Regions from separate parts of the Homo sapiens genome. Here region 2 is linked to region 1. Evidence: read pairs that join two places in POLR2A ChIA-PET (ENCODE). Cell type or tissue: CD4-positive, alpha-beta T cell. All regions are shown on one strand. Links, peaks and the distances in the headings refer to the core of each region. The heading gives the core; the rest is flanking DNA.

Evidence for each region. ChIA-PET counts read pairs that join two places held together with the same protein. Peaks named below come from ENCODE experiments on the same cell type or tissue, not always from the same donor. Only the 100,000 strongest peaks of a DNase experiment are listed, where the experiment ranks them.
Region 2: POLR2A ChIA-PET joins it to region 1 with 7 read pairs; 2 of 35 experiments call an interaction of 5 or more read pairs at or near these places.

The regions. Positions count from the first base shown.
Region 1 is chr22:40,316,146-40,324,488 of GRCh38, forward strand. TNRC6B (trinucleotide repeat containing adaptor 6B) reads left to right here. Exons shown (of 23, transcript NM_001162501.2): 22 at 4,945-5,084; 23 at 6,709-8,343. The coding sequence ends at 7,096. Among named protein-coding and RNA genes, the nearest start is that of ADSL, 26 kb to the right of the region's middle. In CD4-positive, alpha-beta T cell, for the core only: no CTCF peak of the experiment used is centred there; a DNase peak (open chromatin) is centred at 3,356.
Region 2 is chr22:40,404,766-40,413,108 of GRCh38, forward strand. SGSM3 (small G protein signaling modulator 3) reads left to right here. Exons shown (of 22, transcript NM_015705.6): 7 at 376-519; 8 at 884-1,079; 9 at 1,313-1,458; 10 at 1,673-1,897; 11 at 2,252-2,306; 12 at 2,436-2,563; 13 at 2,648-2,803; 14 at 3,024-3,078; 15 at 3,306-3,355; 16 at 3,512-3,664; 17 at 3,862-3,932; 18 at 4,029-4,077; 19 at 4,168-4,253; 20 at 4,485-4,607; 2 more. The coding sequence ends at 4,994. It overlaps MRTFA (myocardin related transcription factor A), which reads right to left. Exons shown (of 15, transcript NM_020831.6): 15 at 5,524-7,142. The coding sequence ends at 6,625. Among named protein-coding and RNA genes, the nearest start is that of SGSM3, 38 kb to the left of the region's middle. RefSeq lists a silencer at 7,761-7,860. In CD4-positive, alpha-beta T cell, for the core only: no CTCF peak of the experiment used is centred there; no DNase peak of the experiment used is centred there.

The DNA of each region.
Region 1 (8,343 bases), core at 1,144-6,143:
AGATCAAGACCATCCTGGCTAACATGGTGAAACCCCGTCTCTACTAAAAATACAAAAAATTAGCTGAGCATGGTGGCGGGCGCCTGTAGTCCCAGCTACTCGGGAGGCTGAGGCAGGATAACGGCGTGAACCCGGGAGGCGGAGCTTGCAGTGAGCCAAGATTGCGCTAGTGCACTCCAGCCTGGGCGACAGAGTGAGACTCCATCTCAAAAAAAAAAACAAAAAAAAAAGAGGTAAAGATGGGGGTTGGTTTCTCACACCTGTAATCCCAGCACCTTGGGAGGCCAAGGCGAGAGGATTGCTTGAAGCCAGGAGTCTGAAATCAGTCCAAGCAATATGAGACCCTGTTTCTACAAAAAATTAAAAATTAGCCAGGCATGGTGGCACACAGCTGCTCAGGAGGCTGAGGTGGGAGGATCACTTGAGCCCAGAATTGCATTGCATTGCACTCCAGGTTGGGCAATAGTGCAAGACCCTTTCTCAAAAAGGAGAGAGAGGGAAATAGATGTGGGAGGCTGGCAGATATGAAAGTTCATCTCCTGATCACTGCAAAGAGGTCTTGACTACAGGAGTGGGTGTCCCCTCCCCACCCAAGGTTCACAGTCTACTTCTGGAGAAGGGTTGATGCTGGCCACTAGGCTTCATGCCTGCCTTCAAGATGATGATAACACATACAGTTTACAAAAGTGAAAGTTAGTTTTATAAGCTAGTTCATAAAACTAGGTAAAACCCACTAGAGAGTGGGTTTCTGCAGATCTTACGGGGCAGAGAAAGAGAAAAAAACAAACAGAGTAGGGTGGTATTTTCTGGTGATTTCTGTGTAGTAGACACGATTTGCTATACAAATGTGCATGTTAGTATCTGGAACCTAGTGGAAAAGGGAGTATTTTAAGGACACCCAAAAGCTACCTGTTTCTGTGTTAATCCTCCAAGAAGACCTGAACCTATACTTCCTATCCCTGAAAGTGTCTTCCCTTCTCAACTAAGTTCTTTGTTTCTTAATATGGATCTCATGCATCATTTAGTTACAAAACCTCAGTATTTTCTCCCTCTTAAAACATATTAACCATTTTTGTGCTCTGTAAATAATTAACCATCCATCTCTCCAGTGGAAGAGATCATTTGACTTCATAGTTTATAAATGCTACATGGGGCCAGTCGCAGTGGCTCACGCCTGTAATCCCAGCACTTTGGGAGGCCAAGGTGGATGGATCACGAGGTCAAGAGGTCGAGACCATCCTGGCCAACATGGTGAAACCCCGTCTTTACTGAAAATACACAAATTAGCTGGGCGTAGTGGCACACGCCTGTAGTCCCAGCTACTCGGGAGGCTGAGGCAGGAGAATCACTTGAACCTAGGAGGCAGAGGTTGCAGTGAGCTGAGATTGCACCACTGCACTCCAGCCTGGCGACAGAGCGAGACTCCATCTGAAAAAATAAAAAAAAGCTACATGGGTGTGTTTAACTCTCCGTCTATTATCCTCTTCACGTGTAGATGGCATTACTATAATTTGCTCTCATCAGACCATATCCGCTAGGTGGTTTTCTATTGGAGGAGCTTCATTTGCACCAAGCCACTCTGCCTTTCACCTTGGTTGCTAGATAACTGAGGTATTTGCAGAAGCATTATGTTGAGCACCTGAACGAGGTTAAATGGGCTCATCAAAACTGAGTCCATCACAACCTTTACAACACCTTGTTAAAAGGAGTCTGTTATGCCTCCTGTTTTTGACATACAAAATGCATTCTCTGGCATTTAATTCATATATGGATTCATGCACACTTTATTAAGCCAACATTTTCCAGAGTGTTGTCATGAGATATGATTAGGTCTCTGGCCTAATATGTTTGACATGTATACTTGGTTAAACAAAACTAAGCAGATTTTTTCACTTTGAGACTTCTTAGGCCTTTTAATACGCTAACACATATTATGATTCTCTGTGGGGAAATACATCTCCTAAATACATTTGCCCATTTGTAGGGAGTAAATCACAGGACTCGTATTTCAAGATGCACATTGAGGTAAACAATTTCCTAAATACAGTTAACATGAGGGAGAGTGTGGGTCAGCTCTTAATCTCTGTATCTAATCAACTCAGCTCAAAGTTCCAAGTTACGGCCGGGCACGGTGGCTCACACCTGTAATCCCAGCACTTTGGGAGGCCGAGGCGGGCAGATCACAAGGTCAGGCAATCGAGACCATCCTGGCTAACATGGTGAAACCCCATCTTTACTAAAAATACAAAAAATTAGCCGGGTGTGGTGGTGAGCACCTGTAGTCCCAGCTACTTGGGAGGCTGTGGCGGGAGAATGGCATGAATCTGGGAGGCGGAGCTTGGAGTGAGCCGAGATTGCGCCACTGCACTCCAGCCTGGGAGACAGAGCGAGACTTCATCTCAGAGAAAAAAAAATTTTTTTTTTAAGTTCCAAGTTATTTCTTTAGCAAATAGTTGACTGAAATATGAAGAATCTTGTATGACCATCCTCAAAACTATGTATACCTCCTATTTTCTAAGAGTTGTCACACAATGTGATTATGTTATGATGAGATTGAGAGAAGCAGTAAGAGATGCACTGTTTTGAAAGAAGCCTGGGCAGGCCAATCGGCTGTTCACTTGTTCTATCTTATGAAAAATGCTGGCCAGATGTGGTGGCTCATGCCTGTAATCCCAACACTTTTGGGAGGCTGAGGCAGGTGGATCACCTGAGGTCAGGAGTTCCAGACCAGCCTGGCCAACATGGCGAAACCCCATCTCTACTAAAAAGACAAAAATTAGCCGGGTATGGTGGTGGGTGTCTGTAGTCCCACCTCAGTCGGGAAGCTGAGGCAGGAGAATCGCTTGAACCCGGGGGTGAAGGCTGCAGTGAGCTGAGATCGCACCACTGCACTCCAGCCTGGGTAACAGAGCGAGACGCTGTTTCAAAGAAAAAAATGTTAATTATACACATACATCCATATAAAATGAATATGGGGGTGGCCGTGTTTGGGTTAGAACTAATTTTAAAATGAAAGCTTCCTAAAAGCAGACTAATCTCTATCATAGCTTAAAAGGTTATAAGAGCAAGTCACCTGCTCTCCAGCCTGGGTGACAGAAGAGTGAGACCCCCCCCATCTCTGAATTTAAAAAAAAAAAAGCAAATCTTGATACAATTGTCACCCCCTTACCCATGATTTCTTACCCTTGGTCAAACCATAGTCAAAAAATATTAAGATGTTTTTAGAGAAAGACCACATTCACATAACTTACAGTATGTTGTTATAACTTTTCTTTTCTTTTTTTTTTTTTTTTTTTGAGACAGAGTCTTGTTCTGTCGCTCAGACTGGAGTGTGCAGTGGCGCGATCTCCGCTCACTGCAAGCTCCGCCTCCCGGGTTAATGCGGTTCTCATGTCTCAGCCTCCAAGTAGCTGGGACTACAGGCGCCAGCCACAATGCCTGGCTAATTTTTTTGTGTTTTTAGTAGAGATGGGTTTCACCATGTTAGCCAGGATGGTCTTGATCTCCTGACCTCGTGATCTGCCCACCTCAGTCTTCCAAAGTGCTGGGATTACAGGCGTGAGCCACCGCACCTGGCAACTTTTCTATTTTAGTCTCTTACTGTGCCTAATTTGTAAATTAAACTTTGTCTTAGGTATGTATGTATAGGAAAAACATAGTATACTTAGAGTTCGGTACTATTGGTGGTTTCAGGCCTCCACTGGGGGGCCTTGGAAGGTGTTCCCCTCAGATAAAAGGGGACTACTTTATCTGGATAATGTTTCTTTCATCACCTAAAATTTATCTAGAGAGCATCTATCCTAAAAAGTCTGTTGTGGCATATGCTGACATGCTTGTGTAATCTATTGTTACTTATAAAACAATGCTAAGAGCATTTCTGTGATCATTTTCTGCAAAGAACTACAGAGAAACTGCCTGTTTTCATCCTGCAGGGTGTCTACCACTGCCACCAGTAGTACAGCTTTTTAATCTATTCAATAGTAATCTGTTTATCTTCCAAAGAAATGAACTGAAATGGTGGACTGATCTTAAATACCTATTTAAGATCTTGATGGGACAGGCGCGGTGGCTCATGCCTGTAATCCCAGCACTTTGGGAGGCTGAGGCGAGTGGATCACAAGGTCAGGAGATCAAGACCATCCTGGCCAACATGGTGAAACCCTGTCTCTATTAAAAATACAAAAATTAGCCGGGAGTTGTGGTGTGCGCCTGTAATTCCACCTACTCAGGATGCTGAGGCAGGAGAATCGCTTGAACCTGGGAGGTGGAGGTTGCAGTGAGTCGAGATTGTGCCACTGCACTCCAGCCTGGGCAACAGAGCAAGGCTCTGTCTCAAAACTAAATAAGTAAAAAGATCTTGATGCAAAATAAGTTAATCAGAGTGAATAAGTTTGTTCATCCAACTCATAGGTTAGGAAAATTGTCCCTAATCGCTGAAGATCTTAAGTGGTGAAAGTCTAACTGGGGTGAGGGGTACAGCCTTTGGTCAAAATGCCTGATGTCAGCACAGGACATAGAGAAGTAGGCAGAAATAGTCTCACCTTGAGATGGGCAAAGTAGGGGTAAGACAGTGTTAGAATAGGCTATGAACCAGGTCAGCCATCAGCATTTTAAATAATCAGATGTTTAGTAGTGCTTTTCTTGTCTGTGTCTTTCTCTTTACAGAGGAATACATGAGCAGTGATGCTAAGAATGTTAACTTACATTCTTACATGGATACCATCTCATTTTTGTCCTTTTTTGACTCTACAAGTTAACACTCCCACCTGTTTATCTCTTAAAACAGACCATAGGCTGAATCATATGCTTTTGTTTTGAGCTGCATTTATGGAAACTATTTGCAAAATGGGCACACTAGGTCTCAGCCAGTGCTTTGAATATCTTAAAATGTACCTTTTCCACCCCACCTCCAGTCTTTATCTCATGAATGTCATTACTCCTTAGATTGATGGGTCAACCTTGAGAACGATCTGCATGCAGCATGGCCCACTGCTGACATTCCATCTGAATCTAACCCAGGGCACTGCCCTGATCCGATACAGCACCAAACAGGAGGCGGCCAAGGCCCAAACTGCACTGCACATGTGAGTATTCGGTCCTACACCCACGTAGACAAACATGCATGAAGATGCACCCGTGAGTATTCTGGCAGCTGCTGAATTAAAGATGCACCAGAACATATACGAAGAATGGCACCGTCACACGTGCATCTGCAAGTCTCGAGTGTGGAGAGTGTGGAGGTGCCGGGTCTTTTCCACCAAAGCTTGGATTGTCCTGTATATATCAGAGGCCAGTCGTCAGAATTCCAAACGTAAATAATTTGTGAAGTAGTGAGTAAATTCTAAGTAACATAAAGCTAGGGCCGGGCACAGTGGCCCATGCCTGTAATCCCAGCACTTTGGGAGGCCAAGGCGGGCAGATCACAAGGTCAGGAGATGGAGACCATCTTGGCCAACATGGTAAAACCCTGTCTCTACTAAAACACAAAAAATCAGCCAGGCGTGGGGGCGCATGCCTGTAGTCCCAGCTACTGGGAAGGTTGAGGCAGGGGAATCGCTTGAACCTGGGAAGCAGAGGTTGCAGTGAGCTGAGATCATGCCACTGCCCTCCAGCCTGGTGACAGAGCAAGATTCCATCTCAAAAAAGAAAAAAAACACACAGCTAATAGAATTGCCATTGTTTTTCATAATAGAATCTAGCTGCTTACTCCAGCCTCTTTGCAGATGATGAAATATTGTGGTCTTGGGGGGTAGCAGGGTCTTTGCTTAAATTAGGTGGCGCTAGATCAGACTTTGCCCATCCCCTTCCCTGCCACTGTCAAACTGGTGGACGGAGAAGACCTGACTGCCCTTGGCTGCAGATGCCATGACAGAAAGCCAGACACACTGCAAGCCAGGGATGAGGGGGCTCAGGCAGCGAGGAGCCCCTGAGAAAGAGCAGCACTTCCGGGGACTGAAGCCAGGTTGCTTCGATGCTTTGGGTATGGTCTCTTGCCTCATAACTCACATGGGGAAAGAAAGAGACCATATTTTTCTTTCCTTTTTATCTAAGGCTTTATTTATTTTGTTTTAGAGCAGTTTTAGGATCACAGCCAAATCGAGAGGAAGATACAAAGATTTCTGTCATATCTCCTGCTGCCACACATGAATAGCCTCCACTATTATCAACATCCTCCACCAGAGTGGTGCATTTGTCAAGATTGCTGAACCCCTCCTTATCACCAAAAGTCTGTAGTTTACATTAGAGTTCACTCGGCCTTGTACAGTATATGGTTTTGGACAAATGTATAATGACGGGTATCTACCATTACAGTATCAGAGTCCTCTGCCAGTTCAGTCATCCCTCTTAGCCCCCCACAGACACACACGTTTTTCTTGATAGCTAAGTTGTCTAGAATATATAAATTCCATACACCAAGAAATATCAGAATATAGTATTCTCTAGTAGTCCTTGGTTATCCTGAGTTTTGGTGATGCCTTGTTGGTTTACATCATTACTTCTTAATTACCTGGCGGTCTGGTTGAAATACAAGTTCTGGACCCAGAGGTCTTGGGTGGAGCTTGGACTTTGCATTCTAAAAAGCGTTCATGGATATGGCAGCTTCTAGTCAAAGGACTGCACATTGAATGTCAAGGACTGCAGTCGCTCCCTCCGTATGCTTTAGGATTTTCCTGAGATCCATAGCTCTCTTTCCCTCCCTTCTTCCAGGTGTGTGTTGGGAAACACTACCATCCTTGCTGAGTTTGCCACTGATGATGAAGTCAGCCGCTTTCTGGCACAAGCTCAGCCCCCTACACCTGCAGCAACCCCAAGTGCGCCAGCTGCGGGGTGGCAGTCGCTGGAGACCGGCCAGAACCAGTCAGATCCCGTGGGACCTGCTCTGAATCTTTTTGGTGGGTCCACTGGGCTCGGGCAGTGGAGCAGCAGCGCTGGTGGCAGCAGCGGGGCCGATCTTGCTGGCGCTTCATTGTGGGGGCCCCCAAACTATTCTTCTAGCTTATGGGGAGTCCCAACGGTGGAAGATCCCCATAGGATGGGCAGCCCTGCTCCTTTACTACCTGGTGACCTTCTGGGAGGAGGGTCGGATTCAATCTGAACTTAGAACTTTCAACTCTGACCTCGTGACCTTTTTTGGAACAGCAGCAGCACTAACTTGACCTTTTCGTTTTTTTTTTCAACTTGCAATAAATACATTTTTAAAAGGAAAAAAGAAAACGGAGAGAAAAAAAGGTGGGTCATTGACAGACTGTCTGAGCACATAGTTGCCTCCCTTATAACTTCAGTTTTTTCGTTTGGAATATGAATCCAAAAAGAGAACATATCACTCTTGAAATACTTGAATCATGAACGCCAACCTAGAAAGACAATGTGAAGCAAGTACACATACCATTTAAATTTAAACACAAAAAAATTAAAAAAATTAGTTTCTAGTTTTTCACTTTTTTCATGTTATATGGAAGTTGTTGCTAAGAAACATATATACTGAAAAAAAATAGCTTTTTAACTTTGTTTGCACTGGGTGTGTTTCCGTCCTTAGGTCTACCATGTTTGGGAGGGAGGGAAATTCAAAAGAATTGTTGGGGGAGGGGGGAGGGAAGACTTGACGGAGCCTCACTTTAAAAACAAAAACACAAAAAACCTAAAAAAAAAAAAAAGGAAAAAATTTGTGATTGGCTGGTTGATAAATACCAGTGTGTTCTGGCACATGTAACTGCCCAGGCATGCTCGTTCTGGTGTGTGTGTGCACGTGTGTTCATGTGCATTCGCGTGCATCCTTCTCTGTCTCTGTGTGTGTGCCTGTGTTCTTCCCTTCTCCCCTGCCCCACCCTGACTTCTCAGAAAGCTGCATCGCTGACAGTCTGCAGGCTGGCTGGCCGGCCCATCTGCTTTTTATTTTATTTTTTTAACTATGAGAACACACAGGCCCGGAGAGCCACTGCTACTAAAGCAACTCCATTGGGCTGCATTAAGATGAACAGAGTGCTTTTTAATGATGAAAGCAGGGAGCTCCTTTCCATTTGCAACTTAGCCTGAATGTGGGGTTTCTCTGGCTGTTCTTTTGACCTAGCAGTAGAGTGGAGCACTGCCAAGTCCAAAAAACTAGAGCAGGAGGTACCTCTTGGAGCAACGGTGTGTTTATTTCTGTTTTTTTTTTTTTTTAAGTGAATGGCCACCAGGCACATCTGAGTATCTGTTAAGTTTCATGCAGGCCTTTTCGTTAGTTTGAAATGGGAACGGAAGATAACTTTTGATGATGCGATGTCTCAAAAACAGAGAAACTTTGTTCCCTCTTTCCTTATGATCAGGTTTGAGAAATTCTTCAAAAAATTAGGTGAAGTTGAG
Region 2 (8,343 bases), core at 2,139-7,138, 90 kb after region 1:
TAGGGGAGGATATTTGCTCCTTCCTTGGTCCTCTGCAGGCCAAAGAAAGAATTGTCCAAAAGGCCATCAGTGCTGTGGAAGGGCTTGGAGATGGGGTTCCCAAGCCCGGGTCCACTTCAGGAACAGATGGGGACTCTAAATATAGACTCCAGGCCTCGGGCCACACGTTTTCAGGTGGTCTGGCATGAAGTTTCCCAGCTGGATTTGATGTCCCGGCTCCACACTGGCTGGGAGCTGACCCTGAAGGGAGGAGGGTGACCTTGATCAGGAACACAAGGAATCCCCATTTCTGGGGGAGAAGCCCGCCTGGGGTCTGCCTCCCTCCCAGGGTGTCACAAGGTCTTGTTATTGTGGGTGCCGATGGCTGCCTGACAGATCGAGAAGGACCTGCTCCGCACCATGCCCAGCAACGCCTGCTTCGCCAGCATGGGTAGCATCGGGGTGCCCCGCCTGCGCAGGGTGCTCCGGGCCCTGGCCTGGCTCTACCCAGAGATCGGCTACTGCCAGGGCACCGGCATGGTGAGCACAGCCCCAGAAAGGGCAGTGGCAGCCCCAGGACCCCCTCCAGGACCCTAACAAGGAGTGGCCTCCCGCTACGGGGCAGTAGCCCCAGGGCCTCCTCCAGGACCCCTAACAAGGAGTGGCCTCCCACTCCGGGGCGTCCCCAAGGAGATCGGGGCAGCTGCACGTTATGCAAGCAGAGGCGCTCCCCAAGGGATGTGAAAGTGAGGCAGGCCAAGGAAAGCAGCCCAGGGAAGGCCTGGGTTCCAGCATGCGTGCCCCCCAAGAGGCTTTTGCTAATTGGTCTCCCTAGGGTAGGGGCACCTTTTCTAATCTGCACAAAGACCTGGGTAGAAGGCCCTTGTCCCTGTGCCCTGGCCAGGTGGCCGCCTGCCTCCTGCTGTTCCTGGAGGAGGAGGACGCCTTCTGGATGATGTCTGCCATCATCGAGGACCTGCTCCCCGCCTCCTACTTCAGCACCACCCTGCTGGGTGTCCAGACTGACCAGCGGGTCCTGCGCCACCTCATTGTCCAGTACCTGCCTCGCCTGGACAAGCTGCTCCAGGAGCATGACATTGGTAAGGCGCCCCTGAGCCACTGGCTCCCATTCTGCAGCTTGGAGGACTCAGGCGGGTGGCCGAGTGGGGATAGGGCACAGCCCCCCAACCATGGTCTTTGTCGCTCTTTTGTTCTCTGGTGTTCCCTGCCCCCTCCCCTCCTTTGCTCTTAAGCAGGGAGGACCTTGCTGCAGTTCCGGGGAGGGAGGTTTCCACCACCTCCTCCCCAGCGGCTTTGGCTCCTGTGTTTACAGAGCTGTCCCTGATCACACTGCACTGGTTCCTCACGGCCTTCGCCAGCGTGGTGGACATCAAGCTGCTCCTGCGCATCTGGGACCTGTTTTTCTACGAGGGCTCCCGGGTGCTGTTCCAGCTCACGCTGGGCATGCTGCACCTCAAGGTGCTCCACGGCCCCACTTCAGGCTGAGGAGTAGGCACCCGAGATGGGGGGCAGGGGAGCAAGAGACCTCCCTGGGCCAGGCAAGACCAGCCCCCTGGCCCCTGACAACTGTGCCAAGGCAAACGGGTCCCTGAGGATGGGGGTTGGGGTCAGCTCAGTGCCACGTCCCTGCAATGACAACCTTCTTCCCCCATCCTGCCCTGGCATGGCCCAGGAGGAAGAGCTGATCCAGTCAGAGAACTCGGCCTCCATCTTCAACACGCTATCGGATATCCCGTCGCAGATGGAGGACGCGGAGCTGCTTCTGGGGGTGGCCATGCGGCTGGCCGGCTCCCTCACCGATGTGGCCGTGGAGACTCAGCGCCGCAAGCACCTGGCCTATCTCATTGCAGACCAGGGCCAGCTCCTGGGGGCCGGCACCCTCACCAACCTCTCTCAGGTGGCCCAGGATGGGGGGCCGCACCTTGACCCACAGCACACGGGGAGGAGGGGTCACCTTGAAGTTCAGAGCGCGGGGGCTGCGGAAAACAAACCAGCCCTTCCTGCTCTGCCCCCCAGCCTGGCCCAGTCAGACCACAGCTGTGGGGTGATCCAGGCCTCCTCAGGCTTTGTGCACCTCAGGTTCTGATCCTGGCACGGTTTGGGAGGAAGGCAGACCCAGCTCTGATTATCTGTTTTCAATTCTTGGAGCCAGCGTCAGAGGCTATTTCAGATGAGACAGTATAAGCCAAGGGCTGGTGGGTTCTCTTCCTCCCGGGGCCAGGACCACCCTGACCCACTCCTCTTGGTGCAGGTTGTTCGCCGCAGGACCCAGCGGAGGAAGTCCACCATCACTGCTCTGCTCTTCGGTGAGAGCTCTGCGAGTGCCAGGCAGTGTGGGCATGCGGGAGTCTGTCCTCACGCTCATGTGGACGTGGAGCTTCCTCCTCGGGGGCCTGGAGTGGGCTGTGGTCACCATGGTTCTCTGGGCCTCCTAGGGGAGGATGACCTGGAGGCACTCAAGGCCAAGAACATCAAGCAGACGGAACTGGTGGCTGACCTCCGGGAAGCCATCCTGCGCGTGGCACGCCACTTCCAGTGCACAGACCCCAAAAACTGCAGCGTGGTGAGTCGCCAGCTCCCTGGGCTGCTACCAAACACGGCCCTAACTCCTCCAACCCCCTTGGTGGGCCTGTGTTCACTGTGGCAGGAGCTGACTCCAGACTATAGCATGGAGAGCCACCAGCGGGACCACGAGAACTACGTGGCGTGCTCACGCAGCCACCGGCGCCGAGCCAAGGCCCTGCTGGACTTTGAGCGGCACGACGACGACGAGCTGGGCTTCCGCAAGAACGACATCATCACAGTGCGTGGGGGCGCTGGACTACCAGGTCCTCAGGCTGTGGCGGGTTCCCCAGACTCCCTCCACCAAGCCCCACCCCAACCCCTTTCCCTGCCAAGAGCTTCTCTTGTGAAGATGTAGGGGTCTTGGCCTGGCCTAGTTGCTGAGGAGTCATATCGGGGGTGCAGGAGGCGCTGGCCCAGGGCACCCAGCTTTGGTTCCTGCTGTTTTTCCTCCTGTGCAGATCGTGTCTCAGAAGGACGAGCACTGCTGGGTGGGGGAGCTCAACGGCCTGCGAGGTGGGGTCCTTGGTCTGCTCTTGAGCTGGGAGAGGGAGGAGGGGGTGGGCACAGAAGACTTGGGTGACCCTGGCCGCCACCAAGCTGTTCTCCTCTATACACCTGCCTGGCTTGAGGTCCCTGAAGCAGCTGAGCCGGCTTCCCACTGCCTCAGCCTGCCTGCAGGCTGTGTCTGCTCTGTCCTCGGCCCTCGTGGTTGCTCCTTACAGGGCCTGTTTTTCCCACAGGCTGGTTTCCAGCCAAGTTCGTGGAAGTCCTGGATGAGCGCAGCAAAGAGGTGAGGGGGGTGGGCGGGCTAGGCACGGCTGGCACCCTTCTAGCCAGGGCCTGCGTGCCTAGCGAGTCCTGGCCTGTAGCATGGCAGAGAGGACAGAGGAGGGTGACTGGCTGCAGGCGTCAGGCAGGGCTTTCTCAGACCCATCCCTCCCATCAGTACTCCATCGCGGGGGATGACTCGGTGACGGAGGGGGTCACAGACCTCGTGCGAGGGACCCTCTGCCCGGCCCTTAAGGCCCTGTTCGAACATGGACTGAAGAAGCCATCCCTGCTTGGGGGCGCCTGCCACCCCTGGCTGTTTATCGAGGAGGTAAGTCAGTGGCTGGGCCCATGACCCCCACCCTGCACCAGCCCTGCTGTGCCCCCTAGTACCCATCTTAGGTCCTTCCTGCCCCACAGAGAGGATGGGAAGAGCTGGCAGCGTGGTGACAGGTGCCCAGTCGGCCCCAAGGGCTTTGAACCAGCATCTTCCTGTCCCTGCACTCACACCGTGTGCTGTCCCCACAGGCTGCAGGCCGGGAGGTCGAGAGAGACTTTGCCTCCGTGTATTCCCGTCTGGTGCTCTGTAAGACCTTCAGGTAACTCGGCCCGGGTTCTTCTGGTGGGGTCACCAGCAGTGGGAGGGCGGGGCCTGACCCAGCCCCGGCACCCCAGGAGCTTTGGTGTCCCCTCAGGTTGGATGAAGATGGCAAAGTCCTGACCCCGGAGGAGCTGCTCTACCGGGTAAGGGGGCCTCCTCTGCCAGACCCTAGAGACCTCTCTGGGGTTAGCCTGTGGGGGAGCCTGAGTGACAGCTGACGGTGCCGTTCCCAGGCTGTGCAGTCTGTGAACGTGACCCACGATGCAGTGCATGCACAAATGGATGTGAAGCTCCGCTCACTGATCTGCGTGGGGCTCAAGTGAGTGTGGAAAAGGGGTTGGAGGAGAGCCCTGGAGTGGGGGGACCCAGCCCAGCATCAGGGGGGGTCCTTACAGGGAACCCTAAAGGACAAAGAACCTCAGGGGCTCAGGTCCTTCCCCAAAGAGGGTGGTCTGGGAGCTGCTGAGAGACAGGTCAGAGGCTTCCACCGTGGCTGCAGCCAGAAGGGCCTGGAGCTGCCCCTGCTCCCCACTCCTGGCCATGTCCCCAGTGAGCAGGTGCTGCACCTGTGGCTGGAGGTGCTCTGCTCCAGCCTGCCCACCGTGGAGAAGTGGTACCAGCCCTGGTCCTTCCTGCGCAGCCCGGGCTGGGTCCAGATCAAGTGTGAGCTCCGGTGAGGACCTTACTGGGCTTGGGGGATGGAGGTGGGGTGGGAAGGGCTAGCTGGGGGTGACAAGAGCCTTACCACCCCTTCCTCACCTCTAGAGTCCTCTGCTGCTTTGCCTTCAGCCTCTCCCAGGACTGGGAGCTCCCTGCGAAGAGAGAGGTGGGTGGTGTGGGCCTCGTAGGGCCTGCACTGATGGAGCTGCCCAAACCGTTCGCGGGGTGGCTAAGGTGGGAACCCGAAGTGCTGGTGTCAGCGGTTAGGAACTACCCCAGCCATGCCCAAGGCCTGTGAGGTGAGGGGCTGCCCTGTTTGCAGGCGCAGCAGCCCCTGAAGGAGGGCGTCCGGGACATGCTGGTGAAGCACCACCTCTTCAGCTGGGATGTGGACGGGTGACCCCCTCCTCCCCAGCCCAACCTCGGGCCTGCGTCTGAGGTGGCCCAGGACCCCAAGCTGCAGAGCCCAGGGAAGAGCAGCTCCAGAGCCCTGGCCGGGGCCGCGGGATATCAATATCAGGCTGCCCCACTCCACGTTCCCCAGCACATCCCAGGTGGTGGGAGCAGAGGGTACCCTGCCCCACCAGGGTCCTTAGGGATGCTCTAGGCCAAACCACAGTTTGTACCAAAAACCTTGTGAGGAGGTGGGGGAGCCATGTCTGTGCTCAGGAAGAGGGAAGGGGATGGGGGTGGCTAGTAGGCTCCTGGCCTCTTTGGTTTATAAATAAACTGTGTCTGTCTTTGAGAAAGCACCTACCTGTCTTCTGTGCAGCTAGGGCTGCAGAGCTGTATTCAGGTCCAAGGTTCTGCCCTTCCTTGAGTGGTCTAGAAGGCACTGCGTGGCCCCTCAGATGCTGGGACACAACAGACCCGGGACCCAGCTGTGCTACCCACCCCTTCCATGGACTGAATAAGATGGACTAACAGGCCTGTGTTTTTGTGTTTATTTTAAAAAGTTCACACACCTTCCCCATCTTTGTCCCAGCACTGGTTTTGGTGACTCCACCCCTACTCCCCTATGAGTCAGCCCAGAATGTGAAGCCAGTGGCCCCAGGGCAGGAGATGGCCACCCCTCAGCCCCACCGCAGGGTGAAGCTGGGCCCGAAGCTCCTCCTGTCCTAGGGCCACGCTGGCTGCAGTGAGGCGGCGGGGACGGAATGTGAGTGGGTGGAGAGCTCCTGGCAGGAAGGCCAGGTAGCACCTCTGCCCTCATGGCACTGATAAGGAGCCAGGAAGCAGGGCAGGTGGGGCATAGGCCGTGGCAGGGTACCTACATGTCAATCACACGTGATGGGTGGGCCTGGGTAGCTGCATGCCAGACTGGGCACCAGACTGTGGCACACAGCTCAAGGGTAACCTTGCATCCAGGCCCTTCTGTGAGAGTAGGATGGGAGGGAGTTGCACCCATCTCCTGTCCGCCCCCCCCCAAAAATATATATGTATGTCGATATATAATATAGAGGTATATACACCTGTACATAAAATTGTTGCCACCAACCACTAAATGGTTACACTACACCAAGACACTAAAATGGCAGGGAGCCCTGGGATCCTGGGGTTGGCAGACACAGGGAATAGGGGGTAGAGGCCCAGGCTAATTTCTCCCTTCACAGCAAAGCAGGGAGAGAAAGGAAGGAGATTCACCCCTTAACCTGTCTCAGCCCTGGGTCAGAAGAGAAGCCTCCCGCCTGGCCAGGCTTCACCTACCTTAGCCAAATTGTAGCCAGACAGACAGTGCCCCCTGACCTCAAAAAAGGAGGTCAAGCTGAAATGGCCCTGACCCTGACCGTGTGTCCAAAACCCCAGCGTGAGAGCCAGGGCTGCTTCTTGACAGCTGCTCTCCTCTGCCCTGCGTGGCACTGAACCAGGAGTAAGGGCTTCTCTGTTCTAGCCTCCCAGGGAAGGGAAAAAGCAGGGGCTGTGATTGTCAAGACTCACAACCATGTGGAGAGGCCGAATCACGCAGGAGAGCCACGCATTGGAGTACCCTGGCTCCCAGCCCCTTCCCCACCCCGTCTTGAGCCAGAGAGCTACAAGCAGGAATCCCAGTGCAGCTGCAAATCATGGCCATCGAGGAAGTCTGTGGAGAAGAGGCTGGGGGCTGTGGTGCTGAGGGGGGCTAGGCTCAGCACGGGACCACCTGACGACAGCTCCAGCCAGTCCATGCTGTCCAGGTGGCCATCAGCCAGGTCCAGGCCCATGGTGCTGCTGGGCTCAGGAACAAAGTGCAATTCCGAGGTGTCCATGGGTGACGGGGGGTGGTCCAGGATGGCAGTGCTGCTCAGCATCTGGCTATGGAGGTCGTCAATGAGGGAAAGGGGCTCTGGCCCGTCATGCCCACTGGTCAGCAGGGGCAGCCCCGTGCTGCTCTCCAGGAAGTCCTCCAGGCGTCCAGGGAGGGAGGGTGAGCCTGGAGGAGGTGGGGCAGCCTGGGGGAGCTCAGCAGAAGGTGATGGCTGTGCTGCCAGGGGGGACCCACAGACTGTCTTCGGGGATGGCTTCTCCTTCCCTGGCAGGGATGGCGGCTCCTTGAAATCTGCTGAAATTTCTGCCAATCAATCAAGAGAGTAAATGGATATCAGAAGCCAAGCCTGTATATCTACATGCAAAAGAATGAAGGTGGACCCCCCAACGTCACACCATTTACAAAAATAAAACGGATCAAAGACTTACTTAAATGTAAGAGCTAAGACTATAAAACTCTTTAAAAATATTTGCAAATCACATATTTGATAAAGAAGTGATATCCGGAATACACAGAGAACTTCTAAAACTCAACAACAAAAAACCAAACTTGACTCAAGAATAGGTAAAAGAAAGATTTGAACAGACATTTTTCCAAAGATGATATACAAATGGCCAACAGCACATGAAAAGAGCTCAATATCACTAGTCATGAGGGAGACCACAGTGAGATACACCTCAAACCCACTGGAGTGGCTACTGTAAAATTAAATTTTTAAGAAAGTATTGGTGAGGATACAGAGAAACTGGAGCCCTTGTGCCCTGTGGTAGAAATGCAAAATGGTGCAGCTGCTATGAAAAACAGTATGGAGGTTCCTCCAACACTTACTTACTTAAAAATAGAATTACCATATGATCTAGCAATTCCACTGCTGGGCATATACCCAAAAGAATTGGAAGCAGGGTCTCAGGTATTTGTACACAGGTGTTGATAAGTGCATTCACAACAGTAGAATGTGGAAGCAACCTATGTCCATCAATGGATGAAGGAAGTGATACTATGCTTAGTGCAACAGCCTGTCACAAAAGACAATTCATGATTGCACTTAGTCAAAATCATAGAGACAGAAAGTAGAATGGCAGTTGCTACAGGCTGGCGGAAGGGCCAAATGGGAAGTTACTGTTTAATGGGGATAGTTTCAGTTTTACGAGATCAAAAGAAAGGGAGATGGATGGCAGTGATGGCTGTACACATTATGAATGTATTTAATACCACTGAACCATACACTTAAAAATGGTTAGTTACAATGGGCTGGGTGCAGTGGCTCACGTCTGTAATCCCAGCACTTTGGGAGGCCAAGTGGGGTGGATTACTTGAGGTCAGGAGTTCGAGACCAGCCAGGCTAACATGGTGAAACCCCGACCTCTACTAAAAATACAAAAATTAGCCGGGCACGGTGGTGCACGCCTGTAATCCCAGCTACTCAGGAGGCTGAGGTAGGAGAATGGCTTGAACCCGGGAGGCGGAGGTTGCAGTGAGCCAAGATTGCACCACTGCACTCCAA